Linked DNA regions of Homo sapiens: region 2 is linked to region 1. A link is a loop called in an ENCODE intact Hi-C map of the cell type or tissue named here. Cell type or tissue: MCF 10A. All regions are shown on one strand. Each heading gives the region's core, and the rest is flanking DNA. Links, peaks and the distances in the headings are about the cores only.

What was found. Peaks named below come from ENCODE experiments on the same cell type or tissue, not always from the same donor. Only the 100,000 strongest peaks of a DNase experiment are listed, where the experiment ranks them.
Region 2: a loop joins it to region 1, with 2.4 times the contacts of the local background. A loop is called at or near these places in 4 of 110 quality-filtered maps.

Annotation. Positions count from the first base shown.
Region 1 is chr3:65,882,720-65,899,135 of GRCh38, forward strand. All of the region lies in intron 1 of MAGI1 (membrane associated guanylate kinase, WW and PDZ domain containing 1), which reads right to left. The region is part of intron 2 of MAGI1-IT1 (MAGI1 intronic transcript 1); the gene reads right to left. MAGI1-AS1 (MAGI1 antisense RNA 1) reads left to right here and starts at 11,097. Exons shown (of 3, transcript NR_046575.1): 1 at 11,097-11,198. In MCF 10A, for the core only: no CTCF peak of the experiment used is centred there; a DNase peak (open chromatin) is centred at 6,812.
Region 2 is chr3:65,823,806-65,840,221 of GRCh38, forward strand. The region is part of intron 1 of MAGI1 (membrane associated guanylate kinase, WW and PDZ domain containing 1); the gene reads right to left. Among named protein-coding and RNA genes, the nearest start is that of MAGI1-AS1, 62 kb to the right of the region's middle. In MCF 10A, for the core only: no CTCF peak of the experiment used is centred there; DNase peaks (open chromatin) are centred at 8,126 and 10,496.

The DNA of each region.
Region 1 (16,416 bases), core at 3,757-11,756:
CTCAGGTGATCAAGATCAGCCTGGGCAACATGGTGAAACCCCATCTCTACAGAATATCAGAAAAAATTAGCCAGGCATGGTGGTGTGCACCTGTAGTCTCAGCTACTTGGGAGGCTGAGGTGGGAGGATCACTTGAGCCCAGGAGGTTGAGGCTGCAGTGAGCCATGATCACGCAACTGCATTTCAGCCTGGGCAACAGAGCAAGACCCTGTCTCAAAAAAAAAAAAAAAAAGGAAAAAAGAAAGGAAAGAAAAGGGAAAAGGGAAGAGAAAGGACAAGTTGACCTCACAAACAAGCAGTCAGGTATCTTAGCTGCCCCTAACCAGTGGCCTACATCAACAATTTATACACCCATTTATCTCCCCAGTTTCTTTTAACATTCCAGTCATTTCGTGGCTCAAGCTGTAGTAAAACGTCACAGGTCTGGCAATACCACAGCCACTCAAGTGAAGAGTACAGTTTAAAAGCATATGTTCGAAATGAGCCCAAAATATTAGCAAATGGCATAAAAAAGGATTCAGGCATTTTACTACACAACAGTTATTGAAGTTGGATTTTGTGTTACCTAAACAAGTTGAAAAAAATATTTCACAAAACCCTCCTCCACAGAAGTTGTACTAGCAAATTCCAGTCTAAAAGAAGTAAAATCAAATAATTCTGAAACGCAACCCTCAAGAATAAACAAGAATATATATTTTATAAACAGGGTGGGTCACAGTAAGGAAGAATTTAATACTTGCTAGACAAACAATTCTTCACAACAATTATAACAAAGACTTAGCTCTGGAATTGTACAGAAACTGGCAATTTGCTATGAGATTCTACTTCTGGAAGACCACCCAGTTTACATGGAATGTGTCCTTTACTGAATTATTAATATTCACAAGTTTCAGAAGATATTCTATGAAAAAGAAGTGTTGCTTTAAACACTGGCATCAGACTATCCAGTTGTGAGACAAATGACACCTTCCTGAATTGCCACTGCATTTCCCACTGTTCTAACCCTCTCCTCAGTCTGATTTTCCCTGTCTCTTGCCCTCAGACAGAGGGAGAAACAATGGCTGCAGCAGTAACAACTGTTTATCTTAGGTTTTGTGTACACATGAATTGCCTGTGGGCGTTTTGCAAAATGTCACTCCCCCGAATAAACTACTGGAGCCAGAACATTTCCTGTTCATCGAAAGAAATAAACTTTTCAGTCTTAATTCCCCAGTCTACCAAAAAGAAAAAAGAAAAGAATTCTTTCTGAATCATTCCCTAAAAGGCTTTTAAAAAAAATCAGAAAGAAGGAAAATGAAATGAGACTCTAGCAGAAAAGCAAGACAGAATACACTTATCTTAAAGGGAAAAGAACAAGAATGAAAAGAGCAAGATAAACAGAGAGTAGAAGAAACCAACCACAGGTTTTATTAAAGGGATTTCAAGGTGATGGTCAACTAATTAGATTCCTGAATTCACAATGTAACAGAAAGAAAAACACGTCCGAATAAAGCCTACCAACTCTCTCCACCCTGCCATGTGCTGCCTTTTCTTAGATACAACAAGGAACTAGTGACACTGTGCATATAGCACATAGCGATACTGTGCATGAGGTATCCAAGTGCAGACTCATTACTGATACACAAGGAAAAATTGTACCACATGGGGTGGAAGAACGAAGGGAGAACTTGACCAAGCTCCCATCTAGAAACACACAAGATAGGTGAACAATGGCCAAAAAGTACTTCCCTTAAATACAAAAAGCATGGCATCAAAATGTGAGATAAAATTAAGGAAGAATACATTTAAGACAACTTGAATCCATTTTCTAACTACTAAAATACTGAGCTATTAAACAACTAATTTTGCTATCAAATGAACAAAGATTTTCTTTTCTTTTTTCTTTTTTTTTAAGATTCAGGGGGTACATGTGCAGGTTAGTTACATGGGTATATTGCATGATGCTGGGGTTTGGGCTTCCAATGATCCTGTCACCCAGGTAATGAACACAATCCCACCAGGCATTTTTCAACCCCTTCCTCCATCTCTCCATCCCCACTTTGGGAGGCCCAGTGTCTGCTGTTCAACGTTAGTTCCCACTTATAAATGAGAGCACATGGAATTTGGTTTTCTGTTAGAGGAACAGAGATTTAAGGATTGGAGAGAGTATAAGAAAATTTGTATTAGCATGATATGTACCAAAACCTAAAGATCTAAAACCAAGTAATTCCACATGTAATATTTGTCTCAAGGAAATATTCAGAGAGATATATAAGGCTGTATGCACAAAAATTGTTCATCACATCATTGTTTATGAAAGCACTTCAGAAACAACCTAAATATTCAACAAAAAAATCACATATAAAATAAATTACAAAACAGTCATAAAATAGATACCTGGATGAAAAAACGTTTTCAGGTCGGGCGCAGCAGCTCACATCTGTAATCCCAACAATTTGGGAGGCCGAGGTGGGCAGATCACCTGAGGTCAAGAGTTCAAGACCAGCCTGGCTAACACAGTGAAACCCCATTTCTACCAAAAACACAAATTAGCCCGGTGTGGTGGTGCGCATCTGTAATCCCAGCTACTTGGGAGGCTAAGCCAGGAGAATCACTTGAACCCAGGAGGCAGAAGTTGCAGTGAGCTGAGATTGTGCCACTGCACTCCAGCTTGGGCAAGAAGAGCAAAACTCTGTCTCAAAAAAAAAAAAAATAGTTTTCACATATATTGTGAACGTTATTCCCTATCAAGTATAATGAGGGGGAAAAACAAAACTCAGAGTGTGTGATATGGTTTGGCTGTGTCCCCACTCAAATCACATCTGGAATTGTAGCTTCCTTAATCCTTACATGTCATGGAGGGACCCAGTGGGAGGTACCTTAATCATGGGGGTGGGTTTTACCCATGCTATTCTCATGATAGTGAATAAGTATCATGAGATCTGACGGTTTTATAAAGGGCAGTTCCCCTGCACACGCTCTCTTGCCTGCCACCATGTAAGACTTGACTTTGCTCCTCCTTCACCTTCCACCATGATTATGAGGCCTCCCCACCCATGTGGAACTGTAAGTCCATTAAACCTTTTTCCTTTATAAATTACCCAGTCTCAGGTATGTGTGTACTAGCAGCGTGAGAACGAACTAACACAGTACGAAATGGTTATAATTTATACAATAAATGCTCATGTGCTTATAGGTGGCATCTGTCTGCATGTGTATACATGCATACACACATATACACTCATACTACATAATACTATTTAAAAATCAAATATTGAATGGTGGTTATCTCTGAGCGGAGATGTTACAGTTTTATTTATCTATATTATCTAACTATGCAAACAAGTATAACTGAAAGCAAAAATCACCTTACAAAGAATAATGTGCTATATACTTAAGTTTAGAACTGTAATGGGCCAACCTTTCATTCCATTGAGAAATAGGCTCTTATATTCCGTATCTCCCTATTTTGCATAGTTTTATTACCTAATAAGATACTGTTTCACACCAATTCTGCACAGAAAGTTCATATGTAAATGTCCTATTATTAGCAAGATTATATGTTGTATTTTTTGACAGTCAAACTGCATAAATGGATGAGGACAAGAAAATATTCTAAATAGCAATTTTTTTTCATTTGGTACATCAAAGGGATTTTTCATTTAATCTCAAATAAGCGTGTCTCAAGATTCTCTTTTTAAAAAAATAATAAAGGCATGATCTTCAGCAAAGACTGAGTTACCTCCAAAAATACATTCTCCCCTTCCTCCAAACTCTCAGTTGAGCATATGGCTGCCCTCATTAAAGGCTTTTGTTGCAGCTAGTTATGGCCACACGAGCAAGGTCTGGCTTATGAGATGTGAGCAGAAGCACAGTGTGTCATTTCCAAGCCGTGTCTGTGAAGAGAAGAGACCTGCTCTCCTCTTGTCTCCGTCTCACTAGCCAGAATGCACAGGAGGACAATATCTCTATAATGACAGAGCAATATATGAGACAGAATCTCAGTCCCCAACCTTGCAGAATCACAGTAGCGTAGGACTGTTACATGGCTAGACCGTTACATAAGGTAGAAATGAACTTCTACTATATTGAAGCCACTGTGATTTGAGGTAACTGCTAATGCAGCCAAACCTATATGTTGGCTGATACACAGAAAGCTTGAACAAAATAACCAGTATTGAACCAGTAAACTATTAATTTCTCCTACCTGATCCTACACATCTCTTCTCCAAAAAACATTTCAGAATGGGTATACACCACTGTCATTTCTTAATAATTTAAGAAAATAAAGTACCTAGTTAATGTCAAAGGCTTCTGTGCAAACTCATAAAATACAAGGTGCACTTAAAATAAATATAAAATACTGATTAAGAATAGTCTAAGTTGAAACCAAGATTCTCAGACATGAGTAAAATAAGTATGTATGCCATCTCAAAAAAAGATTCCAAAGATCATATGCATATTTTTATCTGTATAGAAAAATTGAAAAAATATATCCCAAACTGGTTGCCTCTGGAGGATTAGAATTTTAGGTTGAGAACAGAAGGAGATAACAGGAAAAATTTAGTTTTCTACTTTATATTCCTGTGTTTTATTTGAATTTTTGCCACAAACATGTATTACTTTAGTAATACACAAAAACTACAAAAATAAAGCACATATTAGAACTCTGTACAGCAGACTGATACCAGAAAAAAAAAAAAAAAAGGGCAGGGGCAAGAGGGGGAAATAAGATTTCTATCTACAAATAAAACCACAGCCTTCTGAATTCTGGGATGTAAATTCATAAACCTGTAACTTCTACTGTGCATTAAAAAAAACTATAACATACCATAAAACCTGTATCTATTTCTTTAACTTCCTTACCTTTACCAAATACCACAATTTCTCTTAGACAGAGACAGTAAACATAAAACTCATGAAAAACTAAAGAGACAGAAAAATAAAAATTCTATGTCTGGTTAGGACGTTAATAAGCTCACAATCATAGGACACCACTATTATCTAAGGCACAGTGTTTTCAATTTGGATAGTAAGTCAGTTCATCTTTGAGCTTCGATCAATGTCTTAAAGCTTTCAAGACCACATGAGGATATGGTACATTGCCCATTATCTCACTTACTGAGTGACCTATTATTCATTGAATTTATTTCCACACAAGAGAACAGCATAGATACAGTATCCTAAATGATCATGCACATAAAACAAACATTAACATCATATTCATCGTTAGCAACTATTAGAACCTGTATATTACACTCTCAATAACTGACTGTATCATTCAAGTTGATATTAGTTCAATATGGTATATTCTGTGTTTCATAAAGAACCTATCACCAAACTAAGATTTTTTGAGATCAGCAAAACCCAATCTTTATAAAAGGTGCCCAGTTGATTAGCGAAATTACCTTCTCTCTACTGTGAAAACAATTCCCACTATCCAACCTGATGGTAAGAAAGCTGCTACATAATTGTGTGTGAAGGCCCTGAACTTCAAACATTCCTAGAACAGATTTTTCCTAATGGTGACAGGACTTAAAATCTAAGAAGCCATATGAAGCATCAGAACCCATCTCAATAACTTTACAAAAGCACAAGAATAGTCAAGGAGAGGTTGAGAAAGGAAGACTATGTCTTTCATCTTCAGAGTCAGAGCCAAGGGAAGTACTGAGCAGGGAATTAGTATATGTCTAGCATTGGCAACCAAAGTATTCAAGAGGCCCATTATAAACCTTTATGTCCAAAAGAATTCCTATGAGGCTACGTTAAGAAGAAAAACATGTTGGAATACATTGCAAGTTACCACTGGCAGATGTTAAGAAAATAAAATTATACAAGTAGTAAATGGGATAAAATTTTTAATGACATTAGAAATGAAAGGAGATTTAGAATTAAAACTAGCAACTGGATTCACAAGTCTTAAACACACACATATACACAAGTACATACACATTTAAGAATCTTTAAGATTTTTTTTAAACACTCAAAAATGAAATACTGAGTTTAAAGAACTAAAAGCTTTAATTTCTCCTTTCTAAAAAAAAGAAAAAAGCCAGAAGACTGGCCAGGATGCCCAAGACCTTCCAATTCAATGCTCCCAAAAACTATGAACCACAAAATCTGACAGATGGAAAATGGTTATTCCAAGGGGTTTGGGATTCTACAGGTACACCAGAAATTATCTGTGCGCTAAAAAAATGTGAGTAAAAGTATTTTCTATAATATACAGATGCCATATATGTGTGTATGTTTATGTATATATTTATATATGTGTGTATGTATACATATGTAACAAATATAATATTACAAAGATATAATGTATAATGACCTCTATAGGCTAGTACTATTCATTATCAGATTCATAGCAGTTTTCCAAAACCAAGAGACGCTAAAAGTACAACTAATATTAAGTAAGCATCTGTGAAACTTTCTGAAGCATAGCCTCTAAAAGACTGAAACCACCACACTAATCCAGAGTGATCCTTCAGTTGACCTGGCTGATATAATGTCCATGGGTCAGAGTGAGATGGCTGAATTAAATAAGCAAAGAAAGTAATCATCTGATATGTAGGAGAGAATGTGGGCAAGGAGATGGGAAAGATCCATCACTTTAAAAAGGCAAGAACCCCTTCTGTTTCTGTCTTTTTAGAAGACCAGTTGCTGCTACATATTTTGTATCTGCACAGACTTTTCTCTTCTGGGCTTAGCGACACACTCAACATTTTCAGTACAGAGTCATGATTCTCTGTTCTCTCCTCTATTCAGCTACATCATGAGTCATAGTAATGACTATTCTTGAATACCACTGGTGACGTTCAAAAAATTCTAAGCTCATGCCAACCAACTTTTGAACATCTGTGAGGCAGGGGAGAAATACTCGCCTAAAAGCTGCTGCCAGAAACAGTAGTCTGCATTCCAAAGTCAGTGCAACACAGGAGTTTAACTTGGGAGGCCTTAACATAACAGTAAGTAACACAACAGTGAAAGAATCTGTACTAATAAGGAAAATAATAATGTCAGTTACCATCTATTGAGAGCTACTATATTGAGAAAATTTACACTCATAGTATGGGGGCATGGGGGGTTGTCAGGTAAGGCTTCCTGGAGGGGGAGCCACCTGAGCCAACACCAAAAAGATAAGCAGAATGTACTGGTATATACAGAAATGTATTGGTATGTGTTCACAACAGAGAAGCATGAGGATGCTGCCACATGTATGAAGATGGTCACTGCAGTGTTCCTTATAAAAGCCAAAGCACACAAGCAAGCTTTGTGCCTTTCAACAGATTGTTATCTTAATGTCTACCTCATGCTGTTCACAGAAAAAAATAAAAGTGGGCAACCAGTTTTTAGCTCCAGATGACATTAAAAACTCATGATATGCCGGCCAGTCGCGGTGGCTCACGCCTGTAATCCCGGCACTTTGGGAGGCCGAGTGGACGGATCACGAGGTCAGGAGATCGAGACCATCCTGGCTAACACAGTGAAACCCCGTCTCTACTAAAAATACAAAAAAATTAGCCGGGCGTGGTGGCGGGCGCCTGCAGTCCCAGCTACTCGGGAGGCTGAGGCAGGAGAATGGCGTCAACCCAGGAGGCGGAGCTTGCAGTGAGCAGAGATAGCGCCACTGCACTTCAGCCTGGGCGACAGAGCGAGACTCCGTCTCAAAACAAAAAACAAACAAACAAAAAAACTCATCATATGCCTTCCCAACTCACACACAGGCACACACACACACCGAGGAGGTCAGAAACATGTTCTTGTGCATCCAACTTCAAAACATTAAGCTTTATAAAATTCAACAATATTTTTCTCATTTCATGTCTGAACAAGGCCCAGCACAGATCCAAGGACCAAAATTTCCCAAAGGACTTGCAAGAACATTCCAACTTTAACACCACATCCAACGCAAACACTTCTTTAAAAGAACGAGCAGATTCACATAGCCAAAAACTCAGGAGTTGAACAAGTCACAAAATATCAGCCCATCCATTTATAAGAGGTACAAGTTGAGAACCACTATGGTTGAAGGATCTTGCCCAAGGCCAGTCATACAGCTGGAATGGCAACCCAGATTCCAATTTTAGAACTATCCCAATAAGCTACATTGATTGAACTCCTCCTATTGTACTTGTCAATAGACAGCTGGAACAGCACAAAACATTAACTTGGAAAGAAAAACAAAAATAAAATGTATCGCCTCGTTTGTTTAGACAACAAAACCTATTCCAGCCTGGGCAGTGGTTCACACCTCTAATCCTAGCACTTTGTGAAGGCTGACAGGCAGGAGGATTGCTTGAGGCCAGGAGTTCAAGACCAGTCTGGGCAACACGGCAAAACCCCATCTCTACAAAAATTACAAAAATTAGCCAGGCACGGTGGCATGCACCTGTAGTCCTAGCTACTTGGGAGGCTGAGGTGGGAGGATAGCTTGAGCTCAGGAGGCAGAGGATGCAGTGCGCCATTACACTTCAGCCTGGGCGACTGAGTGAGCCCCTGTCACAGAAAAACACACACAAAAAAAAAAAAAGGAAAGAAAGAAACCAATAACAAGAAGAAAAAAACTATTCTAATGGGTTTGTAACATGGACAACTACTTGCTCTTTAAAGAATGAGACAGATAACTGTAATGGTAAGAAGTCATTTACTGAGCACCTATTACAAATCTGGTAATATGCCAGGCGCTACCACCCATCACTGACCAATCACTGAACTAGGACTTAGGTAAGCACCATCAATAAAACCCTTAAAGCACAACGGGAAGAGAAGCCTGGGCTGCTAGCACAATAAGCCCCAACAAACTAAAATGTTAGATTAAGGGACAGAAGTATTTTCTACTTCATAAGTTAATTATACATTACCAAGGTTACTTTTCCCCACTATTTTGCAGGAGTCAACGTGATACACAATATAACCAAGGGTGACAAAAGCAACCATACTCCAAAGTATTCAGCAAAATACTTGACAAGCAACATGCATGACAATAGCCCTAAGGTGTTGGAAGACTGGGATACAAACCCCTGTTGTCTGGGGCCTGTTGTGGGGTGGGGGGAGGGGGAGGGATAGCTTTAGGAGATATACCTAATGTAAATGATGAGTTAATGGGTGCAGCACACCAACATGGCACATGTATACATACGTAACAAACCTGCACATTGTGCAAATGTACCCTAGAACTTAAAGTATAATATATATATATATATATATATATATATATATATATATATATATATATATATATATACCCGTGTTGCTCCAATTCAAATTTGTGACAAGTAACCAGTTATTATAGGATTATGCTGGACAATGAGATACACCCCCTCCCATATTGTTCTAAATAGATACTTTATACAGAAAACTCATTATAGATACTCATTATATAGAGAACACAGTCTTTAATTAGAGTCTCTGAAATAGCTATTCCCCATCCTTAATTATGTAACACATAACACGAAAACTTCTGATCACAGCCTGATGGGCAGCCAATGGGCAAATTCCCTCAAGGTTCAGTGACCCTAACTGTGAAGCTATTTTTCTTTAATTATGTTACAGAAAAAGATGTCTCAATCCATGGTCCTCCTAAGCTTCAAGAGGAAAGGTTGGGAGGAAACTCATTAACTTAGTTATGATCGTCTATATTTCAGAGAGGAAAGAAAAAGAGAAAACTTTGCATAACTTTTTGATGGACATAAAATAATAGCAGAATCAGATTTTGTTTAAGATAATAATAGCAGAATCAGATTTTATTAAGTGGCATACCAACATTTTATTAAGTGGCATACAAGGCATTCTTGTGTTTATTTTTTAGAAATTATCAAAACCTACCAAAGCAAATCTAAAGAACGTATATAAAAGAACTTACCTAAAACATTAAATTAATGTTAAGTATAATTATAACAGCAGCTAACATTTATGTATTAGGTGTTAACTGTTCAACTTTACACATTGTTTTAATGTCTCCCAAATCAGCCTAACAGTAAGACTTACCTGGGGCACTTAATCACAGAATCCCTGGAAATTCTAATTCTGTAGCTCTGGGATGGGTCCCATTATTTTAAAAAATGCATTACAATCATTCTTATGACCAAGCTAGGTTAGGAAACAGATTCTCATGGGCTCTTCTTTAACAATGACAGGAAATAGGAAACACTATTAGACCCATTTGACAACTGAAGAAACTGAGGCTTAGAGAGGTCACAAAGCCACCCAGGGTCAGAGGCAGAAACAAACAGAAATGTGAGCTCAGATTTGTAGCTTTTAGCCTGAAAGTAAAACTGCAATCATTGTTCCTTTCCCCAGGTAACACACCAGAGAAGGACACTAACAACCTCAATTTCAGGGACGATAAAAATTAAGTAACAATCCATTCTTCTCTTATTATCTCTCTCAGAGTATCTAAGAAGGCTACACTGGTAAAAGGCTACAGTGCAGTTTCTGGCACATAAGTTACTGAAAATAAGATTTCTTTCCTATCTCCCATCCTTCATCCCTTCTTCTCTACTGATGTCCTCTAATTGGAGTCATTAGTCCTCTTTCTACCAAGCAAAGCCAAAGGTTCCCAGACATATACAACCTCAGAAAAAAAAATGTGAAATAAATGGCAGATACTAACATCAGATTTACTATTCATTTTTCTTTTTTTTTTTCATTTCATGAAAATTACATTCAAACCGGTTTCTTGCCTGGAGAAAAGCACAAAACAAAATTTACATAACGCCTTTAAAAATCAAAACACAATTAACGTTAAGTTTCTTCATGCATTCTCAAAAATCCAACAATATAGTTTAATAGAAAATAATGACAAGCAACATTTATTGAGCGTATCAAGTATTAAATCACTAATTCTCATCAGAAGTCCAGAGGGAATTACGCGAGTCCCATTTACAATTAAGAAAACAGACACAAAGAAATTACAAATTTTGCCCCAGGTTACACAGTTACTAAGTGGTAAAGACAGTATGCAAAATTAGAAGAAGAACTACTATTTGAATTCATGATTTCTTTATTACAATTATCTACTGCTGCGTAATAAATCATCCCAAAATATAACGGCTTAAACTAACAACAATCATTTTATTATCTTTCACAATTTCTGTGAGTCAGGAATTTGTACAAAGCACAGCTGAAATGCTTGTCTCTGCTTCCTGATGTCTGAATCTTACACTGGGAAGACTGCAGGCAACTCAATGGCCCAGGGCTAGAATCATCTGAAACCTCAGGTGTGTTTCACCTCCCCTGGAACACTTGGATGTGGCCTCACCATTTGGCTCCTTGAGCTCCCCTGCAGCCTCCTAGCTGGTTTCCAAAGTCAAGTGTCCCAAAAGAACCAGGTAGAAGCTATACCACCTTTTATGACCCTATCTTGGAAGTCTCACAGCACTGCTCCACCATAATCACATGGCCACCCCTCCATACAAAAAGAAGGAACGAGACATCACTACCCGCCTCCCTATGGAAAGAATCTCAAAGTTGTAAGAACAGCATAATTTCTGCCACAACCCCTAAATAACAATCAATAATATCATCCCTACCTACTAGTGAGAAAATGGAAGTTCAGAAAGGCTATGTGATTGCCCAAGGTCACACAATAAATAATGGCACTAAGATGCCAACACAGGCCCTTGTGACTCCAAATCCTGTTCAATTTCCATTACATCATATTTATAAAACATTCCATCTAAACTGAGTTGTTCCTTGGTGAAAGCTAGGACACATCCATCTTTTAAAAATAATAATAAAGTGAACCATTCCACCAAAAATATGCTAAAAGGATATCCAAATATAAATTATCAAATTTGGAAAGGCAGCAAATGGAAATCCTAATCTAAAGCATTCTTAGTTTACCAGTGATGTCAAATGTTAGCATTTTCTTTGTTGTTGTAATTGAGGATTCGTGTAAGAAAAGAGAAATACAATACCAAGAGTATTCAGTAAGGATAGTCCTTGAAAAGACTAGCAACCACCTAGGACAGTGGTGCAAACCATCCAATTAAGTCTAAATAGGAGATACCCAGGCAACACAATGAAGCCAATGAGCTACAAACTCCATCTGATGCCAAAACTAAAAGGGGAGTTATCACTCATCACCATCAACTGCTTTTGAAAAGGCCAATCCCAGCTATGAGTGTCTCTTCTGGCATGGGAAATTTCATAACACATCTTTATTGCCGGCTGAGGCCACTTGCCTCATCCAGATTCACTGCCTTATGAAAATGTGCAATATGAATGTTTACCGTTGTCATGGAACCTTCACATGAGTTCAAAATAACACACACCCATCACTGTGGCATTTCCAAACAGGACTGAATGGTTGGAAACGGAGGTGCTAGCTAATGTTATTTATTAAAACAAATAAAAACGTCTCTTTTATTTTAGATATCTGTGATGTTCATGGAGGACTTGGCAATATGTGCATGGTTGGGCATAATCTGATAATAAATCCATCAGTCCTTTATTTTGCTACTGGTTAACTAAAATGCCAGACATAAAGGCAACTGTACTTCTTTAACAAATGTGTCTTCTTCTAAGTGGGCAGTGTCAGCACTTGTTCCCTAGACGGGTTCACAGCTAGTACAACACACAGAGTCCCCCATTCAAAACTTCAGCACCTCTTCTCCAGCCCCTATTCTCTCCACTCAATGTCTTAACCATGGGCATTAAGGAACACAACATGTGAAATATACAGGCAATTTGCTGGTCTGAGTTTGTGTGACACCTTCAGGTTTCAGAAATTAAACTGCCACCCTCAGGGTCAGAGACCAGAATTCTCAAAAGTACTACAATTCATTCGAGAAGGCAAGGCATGGTAGACACTACCTTTGTCTTCAAACAATAATCTAATTTTTTCTTTCCAAATCCCTACAAAGACTCTTTATATGATCAATGACCATCTATCTATCCGGCAGCTTTCTGTATCAAAGGGAATAACTTAACCTAAATTCATTATAGTTTCATGTGCCAAGTGCACAGTAATGGCTAAAATCAAAGTCATTGAGATGATGAAGCCCCATCCAAACTTACGTCAGTTACCCTCCATTTTAACATTGAAAAACAGTATTTATCAGTACCATCAATATATTTGCTTCTAAACACTTTTTCCTCAAAGGGACTTTTCAATCATCAAACTATAGCTGGCATTAAATCCAAAAGAATATTCAACTATAGCAAGTAATATTTCCCTGGAAAGCTATTAATTATTCAGCATTCCTTAGCTGCCTACAAGCAGATAGATACCCAGGTTGTTCTTTGTTGGAAACACTCACTCAGCGCCCCTGCCCCCAGCTTGGAGAGGAATACAGGCTGACCCACTACCATTGCATCTCTGTAAACCTCAAGAAGTGATGCTGCAAGGACCAGCTCAATAGTACCTAACAGCCTGGCTGACATGGGGAAGCCCCCAGCCAGACCAAAATCTCCACCCACTGCGGTATTTTTCTCCCTATAGGCAATAGACAAAAGGCCAATGTTCCCACTCACTTTAAATTCAGGCATAAGTAACAGGACTCAGACAAGGAAGAAAACTGAAGTCCCAGTCAAAACTGAAACCCACCAGCGTATATAATAAGTATTTTTATTATTATCACTAACAGCAGTAATCACGACAAAAAAAAAAAAGTACAACCATGCCCATGGCTGACAGGAAGGTTATCAATCGAGGACAATTTAGTTATATGTGGTTTAGGAAGAAGAAAAAACGACTTGAAATTATCAAAACCTTGGACTCAGGAATATCACATCTGTGGAGCTTGTCCAAGAAAACTACGAATCATGTGGACAAAGATTTAGCTACAAGGACATTCAACAAAGAGTTGTTTAAAACATGAAAAACTGGCTGGACACGGTGGTTCACACTTGTAGTCCCAGCTATGCAGGAGGCTGGGGCAGGAGGATCGCTGGAGCCCATAAGTTTGAAGTTACAGTGAACTATGATTGTGCCACTGCACTCCAGGCAGGGCATCAGAGACCCCGTCTCAAACAAACAAACAAACAAACAAACTGGAAACAACCTAAATACCCAACAATAATATGGACAGTATACATCCATACAATGAAATACTAAGTAAAACTTTAAAATGATAGTGTAAAAGCAGGTGAGGCTTTTCTTTGACATGGCAACCTGTTCATGATTTCACAGGAAATGAATATTCAAGTAACAAAATGTATACTGTTCAATATAAATTTTGATTTTATACACCTACACATAATACAACTAGAATAATACAATTGCCCCTCCATATCCGAGAAAAATTGGTTCCCAGGATCCCCTTGGATACCAAAAATCCACAGATGCTCACATCTCTGATATAAAATGGTACAGTACTTGCATAAAACCTATGCACATCCTCCTGTATAGTTTAAATCATCTCTAGATTACTTATAATACCTAATACAATACAAATGTTATGTAAATAGTTGTTATACTGTTTTTTTATTTGTACTATATTTAGTACATCACTAAAGAATAAAACTGGTTATATTTGATAGGTGGAAAAACAGGTGAGTTTTTGGGTTAGCTCTTCCTAATAGTTCTGTAATAAACATGTACCACACTCTTTTGCATTAGAAAATTAATGGACTTTAATTCCAACACTTTGAGGGGCCAAGGCAGGAGGATAGCTTAAGCCCAGGAGTTCCAGACCAGCTGAGGAAACACAGCAAGAACCTGTCTCCCAGAAAACCAAACACCGCATGTTCTCACTCACAGGTGGGAATTCAACAACGAGAACACTTGGACACAGGGTGGGGAACATCACACCCTGGGGCCTGCTGTGGGGTGGGGGGCAGGGGCGGAATAGCATTAGGAGAAATACCTAATGTAAATGACGAGTTAATGGGTGCAGCAAACCAACATGGCACATGTATACCTATGTAACAAACCTGCATGTTGTGCACATGTACCCCTATGTAACAAACCTGCATGTTGTGCACATGTACCCTAGGACTTAAAGTATAATTAAAAAACAACAACAACAACAACAAAAAAGAACCTGTCTCCACAAAATTTTTTTTTAAAATTCAGCCAGGCATGGTGGTGTACCCCTGCAGTCCCAGCTACTAGGGAGGCTGAAGTGGGAGGATCACTTAAGCCCAGGAGGTTGAGGCCGAAGTGAGCTATGATAGCACCACCGCACTCCAGCCTGAGCAACAGAGTAAAATCCTGTCCAAAAAAAATAAAAAAAGAAAGAAAGGAAAAGGGGGGAAAAAAAAAACTTAATGGAAAGCATTTAAGCATTTCAACAACATTCTACCACAGGGATCACTTTTAAAGGCATACTGTTTTCAGAAAGACAGATGTTTTCTCCCTAAAATTAACTTGCAGTCCAAATCCAAATATTTAACTCAAGATACAGCCATAAACAGCTTTTTCTCTCTGTAGGACACTTAAGAATAAATGCTTGTGATTAGACTGACCACCAGCCAGAGAGTTTGATATACGATTTGGTTTAATGTTTTCTACAAAAATCCCTGCTCAAAAGGATTCTTCTCAATGTATCTATTTCCACCTGTTTCCTGTATTTGTTTCTCCCCAAAATCCTACCTTTCTGTGGCATAACATCGAATTTTTATTCATCCCAAATAATGGTCCACTGAACACTTTAAATAAAAGGCGGCTGGGTAGTAGCTTGGAGATAAAGCACTATTTTACAAAACCCTAGGGAAAGGCAGTAATATGGAAGAGTTTAGTGTGGCATCATAAAAAGTAGGCATTTACTTGTAAAAATTAAATGCACACAGGCTTGTTCATTTGTATGTGTACATATGTACGTGTAAAAAAATTATATACACAAATAAAGAAAAACAACAAAACAAAACAAAAGAACCCTGAAATTCAAATTGTTGACAGGTATAGAAAATAGGAGTAAGTTCATGGCTCCTTCATTTGCTATGTCTCATTTCACAAAAGTTCCTATTATTTTGAAACACTTAGTATACAAAGTCCTTCAAAATATACTGACATAGAAAAGCAAATGAAAATGACAGCAACCAAAGGCAAAGTAATAGTTAATAATAATATATTGTATAGTTTCAACTAGCTAGAAGGAAAATATTGAACATTCCCAACATAAAGAAATGATAAATGTTTGAGAAGATGGATATGCTAATTACCCTGATCTGATCACTATACATTATATGTTTTCAAAATATCATATGTACCCCATGAATATGTACAATTATTATTTGTCAATTTAAGTAAATATATTTTTAAATAATTAAAGAAAATTTAAAAAAATTTTTTTTTGAGACTTGGGTCTCACTCTGCAGCCCAGGCTGAAGTGCAGTGGCACAATCTTGCCTCACTGAAGCCTCAACTTCCCAGGCTCGGGTGATCCTCCCACCTCAGCCTCCTGGGCAGCTGGGACTACAGGCACACACCACCACCACGCTCAGCTAATTTTTTTGTAGAGACGGGTTTCGCCATGTTGCCCAGGCTGGTCT
Region 2 (16,416 bases), core at 3,430-11,429, 59 kb before region 1:
AGCACTGAGGATGCTTCGTGAACCTTCCATTTTTAACGATGGACACACACCTCCTTCCCCAGTTTCACCATATGAGAGGTCATAGTGCACACTGGACTCCAGAATTTAAGAAACTGGGTATGAATCTTGGTTCTGCCACTTACCAGATGGTAGGACATTGGGTGAATTATTTAAACTGTGCCTCTGTGTCCTCACTGATAAAATGAAGAATCTTTTAAAATCTATTTCCTAGAGTTCCTACCACAATGCCAAGTACAAAACAATCAATCAGGTTACTGATTATTTTTACCACACAATTTTTTTCCTTAGGAAAATTTTAAGAATTGTTTTCATTAAAAAAGGAATAAAAGTTATTTTGCCACGTCACCCATGCCTAGCCTACGTCCCTGTGAATTTGGAACTTGACATAATTTCAGGAATCCCTGCTCTGCCTTTTCCCTAAGCCCATGTGGGATCTTGGAGGACGGATGTAAATAATGGCCAGAGCTGCAGATGTGCAAATAGTAGGGCTTGCTTTCACATCACATCTGGCCTGCTTTCCAATTCCTAGGTGGCCAAGAGTGATTCACAAGTCCAAAGCAACATGTCTTCAATGAACATATACCATTACATGAGTGGGAGAAAAACGAGGGGCCCAGCAGGTATAGAGGCCCCAGGTGAATTCCCAAACTACAGCTGTTAGAAAACATGTGAACGGTGCTGGAGACCTTAAGAAAGCTGCATATACAAGCCAACTAAGTTGTAGAAAGAATTTGTGTGTCTTTATCTTCAAAAATAAATCTGTCCTCTGCTATCAGCTGACCCAATCTCTTTCCAACATTAATGAATTCATGAATTGAACAAAGAGACACAGTAGCCCTCCATTCCCTCCTTAAGTTGTCTGCCTAAATACCTTCTACATCTAATGCAGCATTCAGAGCTTGGGGGTTTTACCCAGAAAGGCCATGTTACTACAAGTCATGGCTATTTTCTTGCCTACCAATAATTTAACCTCTTAGTAAGTTATAAGAAATATCTCTTTACTGAAAAATGTCATATTTTTTTCTGTCTTAACCTCTTTTGCTACCAGACACCAAAGCATCTGTGGGAATATTTTAAAATGTTGTAAGAGTACATGGATACTAAATACTTCAAAATTATTCCCTGAAAGAAGCATGTCTGTACTCCCTGCCCCCAATGAGCAAACACACACACAAATGGCTTACGGTAAAACACCCATAAAGTAAAGAAGAGGGAAGAGTAACTTATCTTCAAAAGCGCAGACACAGAAAATGTATGAAGCGCTCTTAGAAAGCATATTGGTCTGAGATGTTTTAAAAGTTTATCTTTGAAAATCTAAGCCTGAGGTTACTTTTGGGAAAACTAATTTAAGCATGAAAAGAAGAGAGCTTATAGCTTATCAATTAAACATTTTGGCCCATGGCACATTCTTTTTTTCCACTAACAGGCAGGGACTCTTCTCATCTTTAGAATCTATCTCCCATTTGAACAATACTTCTTTTAAAGAACTATCCTTAAAATCAATTATTTAAATACTTTAACCTAAGCAGTGGTTGTGCTGAAGCTGGCTTGTATTGGCTCACAAAAGTAGCACTTCTCCCCAACTTCGCATTCAGTGACTTCATATTGGTAGTCTGAAATCAACCATGGTGGATACATTGACACCATGGAAATCGGCAAGTGCTATAAATCAGAGCTCTTTCTTCCCTAGAGAGTCAGTAGTTAAATACTTCCTAGCTACTAGTGAGGCTAAAATGCCCATCAAAAGGGAAATGTTAAATAAATTATGGCACAGTTATGCAATGGACTTCTAAAACACCTAAAAGGTAACATAAAACTATATATTCATCAATGAGGAAAGGTGTCAACAGTATTTTTAAGTTAAAAATATAGATAATTTTCAGCCAGGCGCAGTGGCTCATGCCTGTAATCCCAGCACTTTGGGAGGCCAAGGCAGGCAGATCACGACGTCAAGAATTCGGGACCAGCCTGGCCAGTATGGTGAAACCCCGTCTCCACTAAAAATATAAAAATTAGCCAGGCGTGGTGGTGCATGCCTGTAGTCCCAGCTACTCGGGAGGCTGAGGCAGGAGAATTGCTTGAACCCGGGAGGCAGAGGTTGCAGTGAGCCAAGATCGTGCCACGCACTCCAGCCTGGGCGACAGAGCAAGATTCTGACTCAAAAAATAATAATAATAAAATTTTTGAATTTTATATATATATATGCATATGTATTTTATAGGTATACCACTTTAGTAGTTGTATATATGTGTAGATGTGTATGTGCACATATATACATGCATGGTATACACATATACATGCATGGAAAAAAATACACCAAATGGTAAAAACACATTATCAATGACTGGAAGGATTATGACTGAATTCTGTTTGCTTAATTTTACTTTTCTGAATTTTGCAAAGTTTTTAGAATGAACAGCTATTATTTCATAACAGGTAGGAGATCATACTAAAACTTAAATAAAAAGAAATCAATATTATTATACTGGCATAAGCATATGCATTTCAATGCCAGTATTATGAGCTACTTATATTTGGGATAAGAAGTAGAAGGGAATATTATTTTTAAACATGTGTTGAAAGAGACTGGATATCAGCATTCTGTGCAAATTCTTACCTGTTACTTGTGCCTAAATGAGCTTTCATCTGCCTCTGGGCTAATTAAGTATGGCTACTCAGTCTGATGAAACTTTGAAAACAAAACATATACAATTGAGAAGAATATTTTTCTTACTGACCTTAGTTATTATTACATATGCTGGCCTTCATCATTCAACAATTGGTACATTTTGTGCCCAACTCACAAGACCAGACCAGCCTGACATTTATCAGCATGGATTTTAAAAAATTGTCTCTAATTACATTAAGGGCACTGTATTGAGACATCAACGCTTTTGCAATTAGGATATGCTAACCATCTCAGATCCTCCATAAACCCTTTGTAGTGGGTTTTAAAGATGGAAAACACGACTAACTTTAGATTTCAAATAGTTCTCTTTCTAACAATTTTTAAACACATTATCAATAACATTACTGAGAGGAATAAGGAAGCCTTTAAAAATAAATAAAAGGAAATTCATCCATTCTAATAGCACTGCTCTCAGCAATGTTCTTCAGTTTCTCCTCATATTACCTGACCTGCTCTAATATGAATTTGTGCCACCATCCCCCGGTCTGCTGCTCCAACAATGTTTCCTTATTTCTCAAAGAAGTTCAGCATCAACCTTGGGGTTCACTTTCTATAATCCAAAGTAATCACCTGATTAAAGGTTTTTAAAGTAAGGATTTGCTTTATCCAGTCCCAAGGAACCAGGGGCTGGTTATAAATCTAAACTTTCACAACTATCTGGGTAGCTCTCCTTTTTTTTCTTTCCTATATTCTGTGCTTCTCCCTGATACAGGAACAAAACAGCAACATTCATGACCAAGAGCCTAAGAGACTTTCAGAATGTCGAAAGTTGATGCCAAATTGGGAAGTAAGACAGTAAGTGGGGAAGACGTAGGAGACAAAAACAACTACTTCCATTTATTAATCACTTTACACTATGCTAGGCACAGCACAAAGAATATTACAAAAAAAAACATTTTAAAGTCTCTTTATGTTCATAAACCTCTTCAAGAGGCAATATTATCACTTGGAACTTAGCAAAATGACATAATGCCAAAGTCACACACAGCTAGTTAACAACACAGCCAAACTGCTCTTGCTCCGAAGCCCACTGCCTTAAGCTCTATACTCTGCTCCCTCCACGCAGTCCAGGGTCTAAACTTTGAAACGCCTTGGACCTAGGATGGCTGAATCAAAAGGGTCAAACACAGATGGGTCAGACGCACCCTTACTTCAAGGTCTACTCAACTACATTCTCCTACAATAAAGTCCCAAGCTACAAACTTTTGGCATGGAAGAAGCTGCATAATGTTATTGTGATAATTATTACAGAGAGGGATATTTTTTCTCTTGTCTCTTGTCAGTACTCAGAAGTATATTTATATTCACATTTATATAACATTTAAGTTATTTTCCCATTATATTATTCTAATTGCCTGCAGCAAAAAATTTTTTAATGTTATATGTAAAATTAATAGCATCTTTATGTCTATCATGAAAACAGTCAGGCTGAAATCCATCCAAAAAGATTCCCTGAACATTTCCTTCCAGATGAACCAGGAACCACTCACTCACTCACACAAAATACATGTTCAACTAGAGTTGATTTTATAAGATATTAATTAACATAGCTTCATTCTGCAGTGACAAGAGCCCATCTGCTTTCTTGGCATTGGAGAAGTGATGGACTTCAAATCAGCTTAAGGGAGGCTTGAGTCTGGAATGATTTCCATCTGCAACTAGTTCTTATCTAGTTCTACTTTTCACTGTTAACTCAGCATATCTCATCAGACTTCTTCAACTGGCCAGAGGAGGACCATCAGGTTCTGTCCAAACCTGGTGAACATCAAGCACCAACATCACAGGCTAACTGTGGAGCTGAACTTTTATAGGAGGAAGGAGAAGGTCTATCCCACAATAAGATTTCTCACCCCCCAAACTCAAACACTTTTTTATGGCTAAATCCAGTCTCTGCACTGTTGTAGTTCTCCAGGGTAGTATATCTCACATCTATGTATTCTTTAAACAGCCCCTTTTTTCAGTTAGCAGTAAGATGGGAGACTGAAAGAAAAGGAATGAGCCCTATTGATGTCACTAAGTGGTTAATGATAATGCTGTACTTTCCAAACCCCAAGGGCAGAAATCTAAGCAAATTAACACAGTTTCAAGTTTTAAAGTCAAGTAACAGGCTGAATAATGGCCCCCTAATGATGTCCACGTTCTCATCTGCACAACTGCAAATGTGTTACCTTACATTACAAAAGGATTTTGCAATTTATGATAAAGGGTATGGACCTTGAGATACGGGGATTACTCTGGATTACCTAGTCGGGCGGATCTAATCACATGAGTTATTAAAAACTGAGAACTTTTCCTGTTCTATCAGAGAGATGGGACAGAAAGAGAAAAGATTCCAAAAGGAAAAGGAGCTCAACCCTGCTGTGGCTGGCTCTAAAAGCAGAGGCAGAGGGCCATGAGTCATGGAATGTGGGTGGCCGCTAGAGGCTGGGAATGGCCCTCCGCTGACAGCCAGCAAGAAAAAGGGGATCTTGGTACCACAACCACAATGAGCTGATTTTGCCAACAACCCAAAAAACCAAGGAAAACGATCTTTACCCCAGAACTTTTAAAAAGGAACACAGCCCTTTCAACACCTTGATTTTAGCCCAGTGACATCCACGTCAGCCTTCTGACCTTCACAAATATAAAATAATAAATTGTGTTGTTTTAGCCATTCTGTTTGTGGTAATTCACTATAGCAGCAACAGAAAATTAATATATAGGCTCAGGCAAAATGAAGAGCATTTCTGAACACCTTCTTAGCCTCTTGGTCTTTAAAATCAAAAGGAACCAACTGCATAGTGCTATGGTCTGAATGTCAGTGTCCTCCCAAAATTCCTATGTTGGAACCTAATACCCAGTGTGATAGTATCAAGAAGTGGGGCCTCTGGGAAGAGATGAGGTCATCAGGGCTCCGCTCTCACGAATATGATTAGTGCTCTTCTAAAGAGGCTCAAGGTTGCTTTCTTCTACCCCTTCTGGCATGTCAGGAAGGCACAATCTATGACGAAGAAGACCTCCCCAGACATCATATCTGCTGGTGCCTTGATCTTGGACTTCCCAGCTCCCAGAAGTGTGAGCAATAAATTTCTCATGCTTGTAAATTACCCAGTCTAAGGTATTTTGTTATAGCAGCCCTAATACACTAAGACACATGGTATATTGCTTACAAATGTTTTTTAATAAGCATGAGAGTTGTACAAAACCCCATTTGCAACATCTGCAATGCCAAAGACAGCTGTAGGTGTTGGGGAAAGTCTCTGAGCCATTACTCTCAAAGATATTAAATCATTCCAGACTATTCTGAAAGCCAAAGATAATTAAGCTTGATCAGGAATCTCAAGTTTTTTTCCAGTGTAATATGTTTGTATAATGGCAAAACTATGGCATGGATCCCTACATAAACAGTTGTGCTTTCAGTAGGTGTTGACTGACTCTCCCTCCAATTCTACTTTGGATTCAGCAATGCTTACAAATAAACTGTTTTATTAGTCACAACGGTATCTACATACACGTGAAAAATGACATTCCAGACACACGTGAGATCATTATTTATGCAGATGAAGCCTGGTACACATACAGAGGCAAAGATCTTTCTGAGTTCTGACCACCAGCACTGCCCAGATCTTTAATATGAAAGCCAGTGTCGTGGATTGAAAACTACCATTAAGGTCTTGGCACATACTGTGTCAGAGGAAACATCTGTTTGAGGCATCGCAGTTGTTCTAATTTCCACCTTAAGGATAAGTCTGATTTTGGAATCAAATCTTCCTGAGGCTTTTTGTGTAATGCTAAAACCACACCTGGGGAAAATCTTATAAAAGGAGAGAGAGAAAAAAAAAAACACAGAGAGAGAGAAAGAAAACATATAAAGTTCACTTCCAAATAAAGACATGGGGTAGCTATAGCTGGCATAATTTAGTTTATCACCAACCAACCAATGATTGGTTCAACCACGGCTCCAGTAACAGCTCTCATGCAAAACACAAAATATGTTTAAATCAATGCTAAGTTAATGGGCTGCCACAACACAACTTCTCTCAGTGGACACTATTTCACACCAGATTTCCATAGCCAGATTCTGTATCAGACTCCTTATCAATAGAGGTGCCTTAAACAAGACTGACTTATATTTGCTAACAATTTTCCATTGATTTATGATTCACAGTATTATATTATGCAATCTGTTAGACAGATTTTAATAATCAGATGTGTCCAAGTGATGAAACATGGGACTGCTTGCCCAAACTTTACCAAGGTTGTAATACCCTCCATGTTTTCAGTAAGGTAAATATAAAGAAACAATGGGACCTCCATTGTTTACCAGGAGTCCCACTTGTGACATCTGCTAATACAAATGAAAAGATTTATAGTATTAAACTGAAGCAAACAAGCATGCAAAACTATGGAGAGGGTGACATTGGGTGGTTTTAGAAAGGTTACACAGTATCTTTAAAATGTAAACTCATTTAGACTCTGCCAGTAATCAGCTATATGTACTTTTAGCAATTGGACCTCTCTGAGCTCCAATTGCTAAATGATATTCCCCTTTATTTGTGAAATGAGGAGACTGGTCTGCATTTGATTCTGCATTCTAAATTCATGAATGCTAAGTGAATTGGCAGTGTCCCTAACAATGACCTTTTTGTCCTGTTCCTCACTTCTAACTTCAAGCTAGAAACCAGCACATTACTCTGCAACTTGCCACTGACTTAATGGACAACTTCAAGCAAGTGTCACTTCCCCAACAAGCTTCAGTTTCTCCTTCGCTAAGAGCCTCCTCCGCTAATTCTGAGGAAGATGAACAGGGCCACCTGGCAAAAATTTTTTACAGAATACAAGTAGCGTTACCTGGATGTTTTGCATCAAAAACTAAAACAAGTACAGGCTGAAACCCAAAGCTAGTGAGTTCAAATTCCTCCATGCTTTTAAGGATGGAGCATGTGAAGAGCAGAAGTATAGAGATAAAGCATCTTATTGTATAACCACATACACGGTTGAACTTAACCACTCTTCCAAAGTACACAAAACAGCACACTTAATCCATAAAGGAGATTTGAAGACTGGCCTCTAACTCTTGAAAGTTGGCATGCTACCACTATAAAAATGCCGTTTTTGAACTAAAAAGCAAAGACCTAAATGACTCCTGGTCTTACGATTCAGGCAGGAAACTCATGAGGCCAAAACAAAAAAATTCCACATAGATTTTTGCAAATATTTAAAAAGCACCTACTGGAGAGAATTTACTTGTGTGAATGGAAGTTTTAGATAAAATGCCTCTCTGAAATACATTTGCTTTAAAGAGAAAATAAAAGGTGGCAGTCTTTACTACAGATTTGAAATTTAAAAAGGCAAATCTGAAATGTGTCACCACATATGTGGGCCACAAGGTTACAGCTTGCCAAAGTTGCAATTCACATACTTTACCCATTCCTGGACTTACTGAATGTTGAGTAATAATTGTGGGGGCCTTGCCTTTCATATTGCGCCAATAATCTCGAGAGACCTTACATTACCATTTATCAGGAGGTCTTTAACGTTTTGCTGTCATCATTCAAGAGTGCCTTTTGGTCTCTGATGTTTCCAACCAGCCCTCTTTTTCAGAGCACCTTTCTCTTGACTGCCCAAAGATTAATGTTTAATTGCAGCTGGAAAGGCAACAACTGCACAGCCATCAGCATAAATCACAGTGCAGATCCACTAGGCACCACATTTAACTGGCAGAAATGATGTCTCCCAATCAGTGCCTGCAAATGCAGCTGGTTCTGTGCAGTCTTTGTGCCTTATAATTTGGTTAAGCCCTTTACAAATGATGCCAAGGGAGGGGCTAAGAGAGATTCTTCAAAACAATAAAGACTTCCAGTGTGGTTTTAGCACATGTAATGAAACTGAACACACTGAAAAGAAAACTCCTAGGGATGGAGAATCACAAAAGAATAAAAGGCTTACAGCAATTCCTCATAACCAAACTGCTAGCATGTCTCTGAATACGACATGGTCTTCCATGCCTATCTGCTTGGCAAGTAACTTCTGTTCATTCATCTTTCAAGACTCCTGGATGAAGCTAGATGCTCCCTTCTCTGTGCCACAAAAGCACTCAGCCCAAAGCTTCTCTTCCAACAATTACCATGTGTTTTGGAGCCATTCATTTTTCTGACCATCTCTCTCAGAAGACTTGAGCCTCTTATTTCTATACCTCCACATCCTAGGGCAGCTCCAGGCATACAAGAGATATTTAATGTTTACTGAAATGACTACCCATCAGGCAAAGCATCTGCCTTCAATCTAACCATCATGGTCTCTATCCACTTTGATGAAAATAGCAAACCATTATGGATACTATTTTGTTTTCAAGTCTGGTTATTATTACTCAATGTGGGGGAGCTTGAATCCTACTCACTGCTTTCACCCAGTATATGACTGTATCAAGGAAGCAGATTAAATATGCATTCTTACTACATTTCACTAAAATTCTCACAAGAATTCTACAATGGTGCAATTATATTCCCATTTGTATGGATGAAGTGAATGAATGGAGCTTGGGAAGGTAAATAAATGACTTTTCCAACATCTCCAAACAGGTCAATCAGTAATAGTGGGCTAGGACTGGAATGGAGGTCTACTGAACTTTTTTTTTTTGGGAGACAGAATCTCACTCTGTCACCCAGGCTGGAGTGCACTGATGTGATCTTGGGGTCACTGCAACCTCCGTCTCCCGGCTTCAAGAGATTCTCCTACCTAAACCTCCCGAGTAGCTGGGATCACAGGCGTGCACCACTACGCTCAGCTAATTTTTGTAGTTTTAGTAGAGAGGGGGTTTCACCATATTGGCCAGGCTGGTTTCAAACTCCTGACCTCAAGTGATCCGCCCGCCTCAGCCTCCCAAAGTGCTGGGATTACAGGTTTGAGCCACCACGCCTGGCCTAGGTCTACTGAACTTCTAACACCCATACAATACAATCTCTCCGGCTTCCCCAGTAGCATCAGAGACCAACAGCATAGTTACAACTCCAATTCAAAACAGAAAGACTGAAGATGAACTTTCACTGAATGTGCAAGTATATGTTCAAATATCTATTTACTAGTGTAATCATCGACGACTTACCTATTTGTAAGTCTTTACTATGTCATATAAAATAGAGAATATTCATTTTTAAATTCCAGGCTTTATGAGATTTTTGTTGTGTTATTACAACCAACTTGAAGCAAGTGCCAGCTTTTTTCCACAAGTTAGGTGGCAGGCTTCAGCATGCTTTTGAGCATATTCAACCTACTACAATCTGAGCTCCCAGAAAAGTTTCCTTAATTGAGTAAACAATTACATGAAGCCAAAAGTTGGCTGAAGAGAGAGGGGCTAGATCTCTTAGTTTCATTTGCATGCAGGAAAAAGTTTATGAACTTTCACAAGCTCCCCAGTGGCTTTCTGTAGCAGTGAAAATATCTTTAGATTACTAGTACACATGACTAGCTATGTAACAGAAATCTACAGTCCATTTGCAAATTCTTACTCAGCACCTACTTCCCTAGACACTGGGGATCCTGTGGTGAACACAACACATGTAATTCCCACTTTTCTGCAGCTGAAATTCTTATGCCTAACACCAGCTGATAGATAAACAACAAAGGTAACTTCAGATAATAAGTGCTAAGAAGAAAATAACAGGACGGTATGAAAGTAAGAGGAGGTAGGAACATGAAGATATTAGCTAAAGGAGGTTCTGTAAAGGCTACTTTAGATTGGGTAATTACAGAAGTTTCTGAAATGGCATTGAATTTAAAGCTCAGAATGAATCATCCAGGAGAAAAATCTGAGGGAAGAGCATTCCACACAGAAACCTCAAACAGTGTGAATGAGCTTAACATGTTCAGGAAATAGCTCAGGAAGTCCAAGTAGCTGGAGCTATCTTTCTCTTATTGATTTCTACTTTGATTCCACTATGGTTGGAGAATATACTCTGTATGATTTCAGTTCTTAAATTTCATGCTTTGTGTTACTGCTCACGATATGGTTTTTCTTGGTATACGATCTGTAGGTGCTTGAAAATAATATCTATTCTACTTTTGTTGGGTGGAAGGTCTATAAATGCCAATTAGATTCAGTTAGCTGATGGTGTTGAGTTCTTCCACATTTTTGCTGATTTTTCTCTCTAGTTGTTCTATCAATTATTGAGAGAGGGGTTTTGATGTCTACAACTATAATTGTGGATGTATCTATTTCTTCTTTCATCTCTAGCAGTTTTTGCTTCACATATTTTGCAGGTCTTTTGTTTGTTGCATAGGCATTTAGAATTGCTATGTCGACATGGTGGAATGACCCTTTTATTTATCATTATAAAATGTCCCTCTCTGTCTCTGGTAATTTTACTTGCTATGAAGTCTACTTTATCTGACATTAATACAGCCATTACTGCTTTCTTTTGATTGGTGTTTGCATTACACACCTTTTTCCATCCTTTTACTTTGAACCTGCCTATATTGTTTCATTTGAAGTGAGTTTCTTGAAGACAGCATATAGCTGGGTCATGTTTTAGTCCACGCTGCCAATCTCTTGTCTTTCGACTGATGTTCTTAGAGCATTTGCTTTTAATAAAATTGTTAATGTGTTAGGTCTTAAGGTTTTTATTCTATTTTTTGTTTTCTGTTTCTTCTCTGTTTCTCTTTTCTCCAATTTACTTTTTCTACGTTGTTCTGGGTTGCCTAAACTTTTTTAAAAGCTCTATTTTGGTTTTTCTACAATATTTTTAAGTGCCCCTCTGGTATAATATTTATTTTACTGTCAGGGACTAAGTACTATGTAACTACCTTATTCACATCAAGGAAACAAGAAACTACAGTTATATGATAAGGACGTTAAAAAATTCATTATTTCAGACTTGTCTGGCAGGAAGAGAAAATAGTGTTAAAGGGGCCACTTAATAGCAATGACAAATGTACCAGCAAGTTAACTTGTATCAAGCAAGTAGAGAAAATATTCACTTTCAACCCAAAGCCAATGAATTTCCTAATCCCATGCATTTGCATTTCCTGAGTTTCTGATTCTTGCCACTTTAACAAATAGAACTCATGAGTATGATAAAGGCCATTCGTGATAAGCCAGTGTTTGAAAACAGATGACTATATACAAGAAATCAACGACTCTGTCTGGTGTATTTACTTTCATTGCCAGATAATATTTGCACTAATATTATATTTTTGTAGTGAAAAACAAGAAATCTAAACTATTTAAATGTAAATGAGAACATTCTTATTTTACACTATTTACAGACCATTATTTGGCAGATTTAAGAATTTATATTTACAATTTTAGCACCCTCTGCACCATATATAGACTCTCCCGCCCTGTGCTTGAAACCAGAATGCAGCCCTTCTGTTCAATCGCCCTGTTTCTCCCTTGCAGATTACATTAAGCACCTTGTTTATTCCTGTTTTAATTATAAAAATTGGTATGGTAGATAAGAGATGAGAGCAGAACTGAAGTCCACATCACTGCAGGCAAGCAAGCTGGGGGTTACCTGCTCAACTGAGGACCCAATGTCAAGGCACAAGTTTGGTGGCTTGTGGCATCTCATCCACATTTCCCAAGGGGCACACTGCTGTGCTGTCATCTACCAACCAGACATTGCATTGAGCAGGTTGTCAGACCAAAGATGGAAGGGAGGTACAACCATTCCCAAGTAAGGGGTAAAAGGTACAGTGCATAACATTACAAAGCCAAAGAAAAAATGATGTCATCATTGCAAAATGTGAATAATTTGCTCCATGAACACATGCAAGATCTGAGTCAGAAGAATAAACCACTCTACTCAGTGATATGTTGGATGGTAACAAAGAAATAAATCTAACTCTGCAGGCACAGTATAATGTTCATTCACCTTTCTGGTTTCTTAAAGAATCTCTAAAGTATAAAATGGCTGAGGACTAGTGGCTTAGTGATAAGGATCGTGAATAAAGGACAAAAATAAGGAAGCACAGGACAAAGACAGGACCAGATAGGTATGACGAGACCAATAGGAAAGATGATGGTTGTCTAAAGAAAGGGAAAGAGGCCGGGCGCGGTGGCTCACGCCTGTAATCTCAGCACTTTGGGAGGCTGAGGCGGGTGGATCACGAGGTCAGGAGTTCAAGACCAGCCTGGCCAGGATGGTGAAACCCCATCTCTACTAAAACTACAAAAATTAGCTGGGCGTGGTGGTGGGCGCCTATAATCCCAGCTACTCGGGTGGCTGAGGCAGAGAACTGCTTGAACCCAGGAGGCGGAGGTTGCAGCCTGGGCGACAGAGCAAGACTCCATCAGAGAAAAAGAGAAAGAGAGAGAGAGACAGAGAGAAAGAGAAAGAGAGAAAGAGCGAGCTGTGCTTTTTGTGGAGCCATCACTTTTGTAAATATCTGGTGCCAAAAACACCACACCTGCAATCATCTGCCCTGGCTCACTGTCTTTGAAACTGTTAAATTGTAATATAAATGGGAGGTGTTATAATAACAAGAATAATGCCACCATCTTACATACCTGTGACCTTTCCTCACAGATAGGTCCTAAATGTGACACCTTTTGGAAGAGGTTCCTAAGAAGTAACTACTGACACCATCAAGACAGAAAAAATGAAGGTTTTCTTCAATGCAAAAAAAATAAAAAAATAAAAAACACAGAACTTGCTTCTCCACGAAGTATTATGGTACCTCAGCTCCAAGAAGACACAGGTAAAATATGGGAATCACCTCCTGCTAGAAATAATTCCAGGCAAAAAGGCAGATGTGTGCCTGCCTGGCGCTGCCCACCTCCATCAGGGCTGTCATTTCTACAGCAGCTGTCTGAACAACCCCACAGATGAGTATCAACTTCAGCTGCCACACCTGCTGACGGAAGATAAAGCACAATATGAAAATAGGGATGGTTGATGCCACGACCTCCCAGAGATAGGAGAGTTCCTGGAATTCTTCCAGCAACATTCTCCACTGCCCACACACCTGGAAAGTCAGATGACCATTATATCTGTCCAGCTCACACAAGGGAACCATAACCAGTAGATGCCTTCGTCCTCTGCTTCTATAAAATATGCCACGACCCCACCCAGCTGCTTACCCAACCATGGGGGCCAACGTCCTGATGCTTGGTAACAGTGAGCATCTTCTCTAAGGTATAAACACTAAATACGAATGCAAAGCGCGAAGTAACTCAAATTTGCCATTTTCTTTCTTTACATTTTTCTTTTTAAAATCACAGGAGTGGTTTCAGTCAGCATTTAAATCTATGTTGGTCTGTTTTGCTCATCTCTGGTGTCCTGTTTGATATTTTTAGCTAGTTCCTAAAAGGCACAACCTCAAATTTCACACTTCCTTATTCGTCTTTAAAGGTCTAATACAGGGTTTCTCAAACTCAGTTTGACCAACCCATGAAGGTCTTATTTTTAAACTTTTTATTTTGAAAAGATTTTAGGTTTACAGAAAGTGGTAAAGATGGAACAGAGAAGTTGTGCATACCCTTCACCCAGATTCCCCCATAGGTTCCATCTTACATAACCGTAGTACAACTTCAAAGCCGGAAAACTGGCATTGCAATATTTGTGTATGAGTTCTATGTTATTTTATCACATAAAGGTTTGTGTAACCACCACCCCAATCAAGATACACAACTGGCTGGGCACAGTATTTTACTAAAAATACAAAAAAATTAGCTGGGTGTGGTGGCGCACGCCTGCCATCCCAACTACTAGGAAGGCTGAGGCAGGAGAATCACTTGCACCAAGGAGATGGAGGTTGCAGTGAGCCGAGATCCCGCCACTGCAGTCCAGCCTGGGTGACAGAGTGAGACTCAAAACAAAACAAAACAAAACAAAAACAAAAAAGATACACAAATATTTCATCACCACAAACATCTCCCTTGTGCTACTCCTTTAGTGCATACACACCTCTCCACAACATGCCTGGCAATATTATGTTTTCATCTCTATAATTTGATCATTTCAAGAATATTACATAAATAGAATCATACAATATATGACCTTTAGAGATTGTTTTTTCGTCACTCAGCATAATGCCTTTGAGATCCATCCAAGTTATTGTGTATATCAATAGTTTGTTCCTCTTTATTGTTGAACAGTATTCCATGGCATGGATGTACCACAGTTTGCTTCACCATTCAGCTGTTGTAGCACACTTTAGTTGTTGAACATTATAAACAAAGCTGCTATGGACAATCATGTACAGGTTTTTGTGTGGACATAAGTTTCCATTTCTCTAGGGTGAATGCCTAGGAATATGACTGGGGTCCTGTTGTAAATGTATATTTAATTAATTAAGAAATGGACATATCATTTTCCAGTGTGTTTGTACCATTTTACATTCCCACCAACAATGTATGAGAGACTCAGCTTCTCTGCATCCTCACCAGGATTTGGTGTTGCCACTATCTTTTATTTCAGCTGTTCTCTGTGTAGTAATAACACATCATGGTCTTAATTTGCATTTCCCTAATGGTTAGTAATGTTGAACATCTTTTTAAGTGCTTACTTGCCATCTGTGTTGTCTTTTGCCCATTTTATAATTGAATTGCTTGGTTTTTAATGTTCAGTTCTGAGACATCTTTATAAATTCTAGATGAGTCCTTTATTAAGTCATGCACTGCATAACATTTCAGTCAACAACAGACCACATATACAATGGTGGTCCCATAAAATTACAATGGAGCTGAAAAATTCCTATTGCCTAGTGATACTGTAGCCATCATAAGATTCTAGCTATTCATGTGTTTGTGGTGATACTGATGTAAAAAAAACCTACTGTGCTGCCAGACATAGAAAAGTACAGCACACACAATTATGTACAGTGCATACCTGATAATTACGATAAATGTTACAGTTAATGTATTTATTATATTATACTTTATATCATTATTTTATAATGTATTCCTTCGACTTTTTTTTTTAATTGACTGTAAAACAGCCTCAAGCAGGTCCTTCAGGAAGCATTCCAGAAGAGGACATTGTTACAGGAAATGACCGCTCCATGAGTGACAAAGGCGCAAACACATTCAATGGAGGAAGGACAGTCTTCAACAAATAGTGGCAAAATAAGCTGAGCCTAAGCTCATCTTTAAATAAAAATTAACTCAAAATGGATCAGAGATGTAAATGTAAAATATAAACTATAAAACTGTTTAGCTAAAACACAGGAGAATACTTTCAGGACATAGGGCGTGGAGAAGAATTCTTAGACACGACATTGAAAGCATGATCCATAAAAGGAAAAGACTGACAAACTGGACTTTATCAAAATTCAAGACTTTTGCTACACAGAAGACCTGTGAAGATGAAAAAATAAGTTATGAACTGAGAGACATTACTTGCAAAACAAATATAGTCATGTTGTAAAGCATCTTTACGACGTTGAGTCTTCAATATATGCAATGAGGTATCTCTCCATTCATTTAGGTCTCATTTATTGTCTTTAATTAGCACTTTATAGTTGTCACCATACTAAATCTGGTATATATTTTGTTAGAGTTATACCTAAGTATACCTTTTTGTGGAATTGTAAGTGGTATACATTTTAAACTCAGTATCCATGTGGTCATTGCCAGTATATAGAAATAGCATTGATTTTTGTAAGCTTATCTTGTATCCTGTGACCTTGCTGAACTCCTTTATTAGTTCTAAGATTTTTTTTTTTTTTGGTAGATTTCTTAGGCTTTTCTCTGTAGACAAAGATATCACCTGCAAAGATGTAGTTTA